3 separate regions of the Homo sapiens genome follow, and regions 2 and 3 are each linked to region 1. Evidence: chromatin contacts called from ENCODE Hi-C or POLR2A ChIA-PET data. All regions are on one chromosome and are shown on one strand. The core of a region is the stretch at or near the end of the contact, and the rest is flanking DNA. Distances in the headings are between cores, read along the strand shown. Region 1 overlaps LOC107985809 (a long non-coding RNA gene). Region 2 overlaps SRBD1 (S1 RNA binding domain 1). Region 3 has its middle 15 kb from the start of SRBD1.

Region 1 (2,700 bases), core at 6-2,505:
AATGAACTCACATGATATTTTGCAGAAAAGGATACTCAAAAGAGAGAATTGGCCAAGAAAGAGGAAAGTGCAGCAAAGAAAAAAAAGTGATAATAATGGAAGTAAAATTTTAATCCAACATCGAAGGAGTTTATAGAATAAATGACCATGGGAATATTGACTTTGCCATTATTTGAAAGACTGTATGCAGCTGAAGAAATTCAGTGAAGGTGAATTTAGTGACATAAATGAGAGTGGTTGTGATGAAAAGGATAATGATGTCTTAGTCCATTTTGTGTTGCTATAATGGAATACCTGAAGCTGGGTAATTTATAAAGAGGTTTGTTTGGCTCATGGTTCTGCAGGCTATACAAGAAGCATGGCTCCAGCATCTGCTTCTGGTAAGGGCCTCTGGCTGCTTCCATTCATGGTGGAAGATGAAGGGAGCCAGATGTGTATGAAGATCAGTTGGCAAGAGAGAGGAAGCAAGAGAGAGAGAGAGAGGGGAAGTGCCAGGCTCTTTTTAACAACCAGCTCTCCTGGGAACTAATGGAGGAAGAACTCACTCATTACCTTGAGGACAGCACCAAGCCATTCATTAGGGACCCACCCCCATGACCCAAACACTTCCCATTAGGCCCCACCTCCCACGTTGGGGATCAAATTTCAACATGAGATGTGGTGGGGTCAAACAAACCAAACTATATCCATGTCCCAGAGGAAGTGAGACCAGCAAAAATCTTCCCATGAAAGGAAACCTCAGAGATTCTTTTCAATATTGAAAGCACAAATAAGAAAATGTTGGAAGCTGATCCAAACTTAGAGAACATAGAACAGTTTGCAAGGCATATAAAAGGGGCTTACTCTGTATCATAAGTTCTACAATGAGAAGCCAGCAAGCACTGTTTACACTTACTAGGTTTTTTTTTTTAAACAAAGAAACAAAACATTTTAATTTTCACGCTTTTAATGTTTTAAATTATAGTGTATTGAGTAAATATTGGTTTTACTATAGTTTTCAATTCACTATACTTTTATAACTGAGGGTAAGAGTGTTTTTAATGTTTGACAAAATTTTTAAAGGTCACAGAACAATTATAATTCTCCCCCATGATTGTTAAGTTTGCCTTGCAGGGTTTCAGCTTATACTTCATTTTTACAGTCCCCTACTTCCGTGCTGTCTGCATCTAAAGTTAGATACTGCTAAACGGTTGCTGCCTTCATGATTATATTGGCTCAGGAAGTCCAGAGAGAGAGCAAGAGAGAGGAAGTGACTGAGAACTGGGAGGTGCCAGGCTTTTCTTAACAACCAGCTCTCACGGGAACTAATTGAGCAAGAAGCACCAAGCCATTCATGAGGGATCTGTTGACTCTTCCATTGCTCTTTCTCCTCAACCATCAGATGAGAACCTGGCTGAAGAAAGTCTGAGACAATAAGAAGTTGTAAACATTGAGAGAAGGGAAGGTCCTGAGCTGGCTGGCCTTACCCAAAGAACATTCTAAACATTCTACCTGGAGCAAATAAATCTGCAAACCACAGGCAACGTGGCTGGTGGAAATTTGCAAATGCTTTCCTAGCATCTTCAAATGCTTGGCATTTGGTGGGATCTTTCAAATCCCACATTGAACTTCACTGACAATAGAAGAGACAGAAAGTTTCTGGGCAGGTTCAAGATCCTAAAACGAACCCCACCCTCACCTTACTCTCAAAAGAAGACGTCTGCAGAGGGTGGTCAAAGGCTTAAAGCACAGACTGGTTCTGAATTTCCAACTGTCTCTCATTTCTCAGGTGAACCAGTCAATCTAAAGCATTTATTTTATGCACAATCTGGGCAAAATGGAGGTGTGTGAGTTAGGGGGAAGCTTCCTAGCTGAATGGTTTATTGTGTTCTGGTTTACTATGTATTATGTTTATTGTGTAGCTTGCAGTATAATTTGAAGTCAGATGATGTGACAGTGGGGCTGCAAATAGCTTAGCAGGCAAGCTCTGCGTCAAACTGCTACCTTGAATCTGAGGGACCCTGGTTACTATCCAGAGTTACTGTCCTCCTCATACCTCAGTTGCCTCATTTGTAAAATAAAGATAATAATATCTACTTACACAGTTGTGAGGGTCCACAAGTCATAAGCTATATAAAGCCCTTTGCAAGTCTCTGGCATATAGTGACTGCTCTATAAATGATTGTTATTAGAAAACAATTAGTGGGGGGAGGAGGGGAAGTATTCACATTCATGCAGAAAGTTCCAGAGAATCAGATTTTCACCACCCTCTAAATAAATGAATTCAATCATAAATTGTGCGGTACAGAGAATTTGTGTTGGTTGCCAGTATAAAGAATTGAACATCAAAGCCATTATTGGTCAGCAGACCTCTATGCCCAGTGGACACTTTACAGGACCACCTATCTGTGGGCTCCCACTTCCTCCTCACCAGAATTAATTGTTCTCATCTTAATGAGACACCAGTGAGTTAATTATTTGTAATAACAAGGAGCTTCCCTTCATCTCTCTTCGCCAACAGGGGGTACATTGGTGGCTATTTTATTTATAGGGATGGGGGCATTCAGATCCTCTCCCAACCCTCCTCACCCTTCCTTCTTTTTTTTTTTTTAATCAGGAAAGTGCTTTTGTGAGAGGGCTGGCTAGGGTTAACGGATGATCTGTTGGGGGAGATGGAGAGCATGACCTTGTCTGTGAAGTTCTGACTGCTCCAGCCCACAC
Region 2 (2,700 bases), core at 61-2,560, 340 kb after region 1:
AATCCTCCTACCTCGGCCTCCCAAAGTGTTGGGATTACAGGTGTGAGCCACCGTGCCCAGTCTCAATGAATTTATTGTGCATGTCTTCTTAGGTTCATTTTAGAGAATTTTTCTAGGCTATATACATTCTGCAACAGAATTGCTGAGTTGAAGAGAATTCTCATCTCCAGCTCTGTTAACTTCCAGTGCTCTCCAAAGTGGTGGTACCAATTTATACTGCTATAAATAATGTACAAGATTCCAAGTGTTCCACATGCTTGCTAACATCTGAATTATCAGACTAATTTTTGACAGCCTGAAGGGTTTATGGCTTTAGCATGCATTTCCTCCATTCATGGTAAGAGAGAGAAATTTTTTCATAGCTTTATTATTCTTTTGTATCTCCTCTTCTGTGAACTGCCTGTTCATAGCCTTTGCCTGTTTTTCTCTGGAATTGTCTTTTCATGTCTTGATTTGCAAGAGACCTTTACATATTCTGTATCATTTATAGTTTATGTGTTGTAAATATAATACCTTCTCCCTGTCTATGGATGGTCTATATATTGTTTTCTGACTGAGAGATGTTTTAGATTCTAATGCAGTAGAATTTACTAATCTTTTCTTTCATGATAGTATTTTTAATGTTATATATAATTTTTTAAATGATCATATAATTATTAGTTTTAAACACTGAAAGTAACTTAAAGTTTTAGAAACTGTAACAGTGATTTCTGTGCTAACACGAAAACTAGAAGGTGAACTTGAAACTGAAATGGATCTAGTTTCACTGCCAAGGTCAATGACATACACAGAGTAAGCAAACAAAAGATAAAGGAAATTAGATATGTCATTTTAATTTAAGGCATTATTGGTAAAAGGTTCTTCAAATCATGCTATCATTTCACATTTCTTTTAAAGATAAGTAATGGTGTTACACTAGGTTATGTGTGTGTATACATGGCTTATTACATTGTTGGTGATTTCCAGGAACTTGAGAAAACTAAAGCTAGTATTTCAACATAGGAAGCATAATTCATCCTGAAGGGAAAAATACCCAGAAAAGAAATTTTAAAACTTGAAATTTAAGGAATAAATAGCAAATTCTAACACATGAGTTGGGTTCATACACCTAGTCAAGGTCAATTACTTGTTTTCCTTCAGTTAGGTCTCTGCTTTGTCACAAGTGAATGAAATATCTGAATTGCAAGGCTAAGTCTGAATTTCACTCATAATACCCTGTAAAGCAAAGATTCAGTACAGCCCATATCCTGGGCCTTAGAGTCAAGGGACAACATTGCAAAACCATTTTGGCAGAGAATTCACCTGTGTAAATAATGTCTCAGTTTTAGAACAATTTCCTCTGTTTCACCTTTGTGTTTTCTCTATTTCAAAATACTGCTTTTGTGTATGGGGCAAAAATCCAAACAAAAGTCACCTAGGTGACCGGGCATGGGACAGACTCTTTTCTGTATCCCACTTTACTATGATAATTAAGGAATTAAAATGTTTTAAAAGATTTGAGCAAACACTGTAGAACAGGCAAGAAACCTTACTTTATTTAGACCTAAACTAAAACTCCATTTAATAATCTCTACATGTTGACTATAAAACAGTTTGTTTTTTATTTTTTTGATTTGTTTTTACATAGAATTGATTCCACAGAGCAGGAATGAAAGAAAATGCAAATTCCCACCTTTGAGGTTTTACTGTGAAAAATTTCCGCTGGGAAGATGATTTTCCTTTTACAGTAATTATTCATTATCCACAATAATGAAGAATAAAGATGGCCTGGATATAGAATCCAATAACAGTTCCAAAAACTTATTTTGGCCAACCATTTCATTCTCTATCATCACCAAATGATCTAACAGAGAGGCACAAAGGAGGAAAGAGCACTGTTCTGAGTCTTTCCTACTTTACTGTGTGTGTTCATTACCAAATGGAGGTGTTAATGAGCATGAAAGTACCGAAAACACAGTCCAAAGAAGAAAAAATTATCAAGTAAATCCAATGTATTTAAGTTGAGCTTTCAGGATATGACAAGGCCAAGCTAAACCACCATTCCCCACGTCCCAGTGAACTCAACAGAGCCAAACCTGCATCATCCTGCTCTCACTCTGGAGTGTTTTCTTGGGAGTAACATCAAGTCACTTTCCAGCAAAGTCTTTAGGGGTCAGTTAGGGATATGTTGTCATTTGACCACACTGGCTGCCTCTCTCTCCAGAAATAATGACAGGCATGTGTTTTTAAAATCACCTCTCCCCATCTCCTAAGACAAGGATTGGAACGCTGCCTTTAGCATTTTAGCTGTTATTAAACCAAAAGTATTTTAGTTTCTATTGAAATAATATTATAGCTTCTATTATTTCATCTATTTAACATTCTCTCTTTGAACAGCTTTCATTTTTTAAACAGCAATGTTTGTCCATCTACTCATATCTTAAATCAAAATGAAAATAAGTATTAAGTTTATACTGAAAGCACTTAGAAGTCCAGACTAAAAATAAATTCAGTCCCACTCTGATTGTAAGGGAAATCTATTAATGGCTATACATTTTACAACAAATTTTTCCTAATACATATTCACTATAGGGAGTTTGAAAATCAAAAAGTGAAAAAAAATCACATCAACAAGTATCAGTCACCTGCTTAGTTTTTTTTCTTCAATGTAAACACATGCCTACATTTTTAAAACACAAATTGTTTTTATTCTAGAGCAAC
Region 3 (2,700 bases), core at 140-2,639, 490 kb after region 1:
ACTGACAAACCTAAGTATGTCCCAAGAAGGACAGCCAGGAGGGCACTAGGTTTGAAGTCCTGTCACATGTGGAATACACTTGAGGTGGTAAGTAGGGCGGGTCTAATGAGGACCTGATGGCTGTGTACAAGTATCTTCCAGCCTATGAAGGAGTGGGCAAACCTTCTGTATGTGATTCCAGGAGGCAAAATAATGGTGAAAGTAGCTTTGGGTTCTTATTTAGAAATCACTTTCTAACAGTTATAACTGACCCATGTGAGAAAGGGGCCCAGAAAGAGATTTAACAGAAGGGTCTCATCTGAGGCTTGATGATGCTGTCAGAAATGTTGCTGCAGAGGTCCCTACATGGGAAGAAAAGATGTCTCCGTACGGATCTCAGGGTTTGGGATTCTGTTTTAGGATACTCCATCTGCAATTCAGAGTGGATCACAGCTAAGCTCTTAGCTTAAATGGATATAAAGAGATGTTCCTTCTGCATGAAACTACAAGGTATTGGAGTTCAGGATCTCTGCCCAGTGCTGAAGCCTGAACAAAAATGTGACAGCTTACCCACCCACCTTGTGGGGTGAGGATTTTCACAATTATGTTATTCTACATCTTCACCAACCTCTAACATTTTCTATGTGTTTTCACATACCTTCTCTGGTTTGAGACCAACACTGTGAGTAGGTGGCAGGAATGACTTGCCTCTTTTGTATAGAAGAGGACTCTGAGACTCAGAGCCATTAAGTGATTCACTTGGAATCACACAGCTGGTAACTAACTAGTTAGGCAGGGACTTGGTGCCTGGATCCTGTTCATGTTCTAGGAGAAATGTCACAGGAAAGCTGAACTTCAGGTGAATAGATCTTGCTTGGAAGATGACCAGAAGAGTCTTTGGGAAACTTTAAGCCTAATTAGAGCAAATGAACCAGTGAAGGAGATACTAGTCTCAATCTGTATTTACAACATGCCTTTCCAGAGACAGCCTTCCACCTGCCTTTTCTGAACCAAACTTGTTAATTGAAGGAATAAGTGTGTGGTTGCTTGATTTGAAAATCAGACACTTAGACAGTTTCCTTTACTGGAAAAAAAAAAAAAAACAACAACAACCAGTTATCTTCTAAGGAAGATAAGGGGCAGTGAGAAGGAAGTGTGATTTTCTGAAACTGTGGGGGTGCAAGAGAAAAATTGGTGATAATAACCGGGAAAGTGAGTGTTTAAAGCCTTATATTCCCTGTGGTAAGCTGAACCTTTTTCTCTTAAAAGCTTAGCTTCTGCTCACTGGGTAATTTCTTATAAATATTTGGAGGGAAAGGGAGACTCTGGCTTTGTTCCTAGTTATGCCACCCCTGAAAGCTAATGGCCCAGTTCAAACAGGGTGAGTATACCTTTTCCAGGATAATGTGTCCTACAGGCTGAGGGAGGGTGGATTGGGGGAATGGGGGAACTAGAATAGGAAAAGTAAATAGAGCAGCCTCCTTTTTCAAATAAACTTTTGGCTCACACCTGCACTGGTCACTAGGCCTGGGTAGAAACGAGCCCGAAAGCCCGAGATAGGCAAATACTCTCGTTATCTTTTCATCTCTGAGTGATCAGTGGTCCCGAGGTAACCTAGGAGCCCAGGTCTCCAGCGAGCCATGTGAAAGCTCTGTGTCATTTCATACACAGGGTGGTATTTCTTTCTTAAACAATCACTCCAGACTCATTTCATCAGAGTTAGTTCCTCCTTTCCAGGGACTCTGAAGATATTTTTCTGCTGTCTATGGGGAAAGAATGATGGAGAAGCCTGAACCCAAAGGTTCCCTCATTCATCCTTTGCCTTCAACCTTAAACCTTTTCTAAGGAGGCAGAAATTCCTAGCGTGAAAAACATGGGATTTGGAACCCAATAGAGCACCAGGAATCCTATTTCCATCACTTACAAGATGTGTGAATATAGGCACATTATGTCCTTCTGGGGCCAGTTTTCACATATATAAAACAGAATACTACGACTACTTACTTCATGAGATTCTTGTGAGGATTGGATGAGATTGTGTATGTAAAACATCTAACATGGGTCCGGGGTCATGACACTTGCACAACAAATATTATTTCCTTTGCTTCCACCTTCTACTCCTAGCTCTGCCAGAATCTCCAACTATGTCAGTTACCTGAGCAGATTCACCTAGAGGAGTGAATCTACCAAATGTCCCGTTCTTATGGAAGCCTAAAAGCTCATAGAGAGACATTCCTGAGTTTTACTCCCAGGAAGGAGAAATGTTTGTACTGAACAATCCACTGTACTGTTTATCTGGCTTTTGTGTGTCCAAGGGCATGCATTTGAAGACAATTGACCAAGATGAGGGGCACTATCTCTAGCTAGGACCAGGATAAAATGTGTGGTGAGGAGAACTTATGAATTTGTGTTTAGCTATGGAGCAAGGCACAGGCTAACCGGCCCTCTTACAGTCAAAGTTGGGATGCTAAAGAAAGACTCCAAGCAAACTTGCAGAGTCCACGAGCTCCTCTTTCTGACCCCCAGACTCCCCTTTTTGGATCTTTATTTCTTTTAAGCCCTCAGCAAGCCCATGCCCTCTGAATTAGCTTCCCATGGCTGCTGCAACAAATTAACACACAATGGGAGATTTCAAGAAACAGAAATTTGTTCTCTCACAATTCTAGAGCCCAGAAGTCCAAAGTCAAGGTGTCAGCTGGGCCTTCCCCCTTCCAGAGGCTG

The links. Hi-C counts contacts between places; a loop is a spot of excess contacts on that map. ChIA-PET counts read pairs that join two places held with the same protein, here RNA polymerase II (POLR2A). Pooled maps may share reads with other maps.
Region 2: a map with no recorded cell type shows a loop between it and region 1 (2.3-fold over the local background). The contact joins two enhancer-like sites. A Hi-C loop is called at or near these places in 1 of 37 single-sample maps with no recorded cell type and 1 of 50 pooled maps. POLR2A ChIA-PET finds 5 or more read pairs at or near these places in 1 of 52 experiments (BJ).
Region 3: POLR2A ChIA-PET joins it to region 1 with 12 read pairs in AG04450. The contact joins two enhancer-like sites. A Hi-C loop is called at or near these places in 2 of 50 pooled maps. POLR2A ChIA-PET finds 5 or more read pairs at or near these places in 3 of 52 experiments (AG04450, PC-3 and WTC11).

The regions. Positions count from the first base shown.
Region 1 is chr2:45,133,661-45,136,360 of GRCh38, forward strand. The region is part of intron 1 of LOC107985809 (a long non-coding RNA gene); the gene reads right to left. Among named protein-coding and RNA genes, the nearest start is that of LINC01121, 120 kb to the right of the region's middle. Within about 2 kb of position 1,256, at least 2 of the 41 ENCODE cell types and tissues checked have a DNase peak (open chromatin) inside an H3K27ac peak, as active enhancers do.
Region 2 is chr2:45,468,626-45,471,325 of GRCh38, forward strand. The region is part of intron 16 of SRBD1 (S1 RNA binding domain 1); the gene reads right to left. Among named protein-coding and RNA genes, the nearest start is that of SRBD1, 140 kb to the right of the region's middle. Within about 2 kb of position 1,311, at least 7 of the 41 ENCODE cell types and tissues checked have a DNase peak (open chromatin) inside an H3K27ac peak, as active enhancers do.
Region 3 is chr2:45,625,347-45,628,046 of GRCh38, forward strand. No RefSeq gene overlaps it. Among named protein-coding and RNA genes, the nearest start is that of SRBD1, 15 kb to the left of the region's middle. Within about 2 kb of position 1,390, at least 2 of the 41 ENCODE cell types and tissues checked have a DNase peak (open chromatin) inside an H3K27ac peak, as active enhancers do.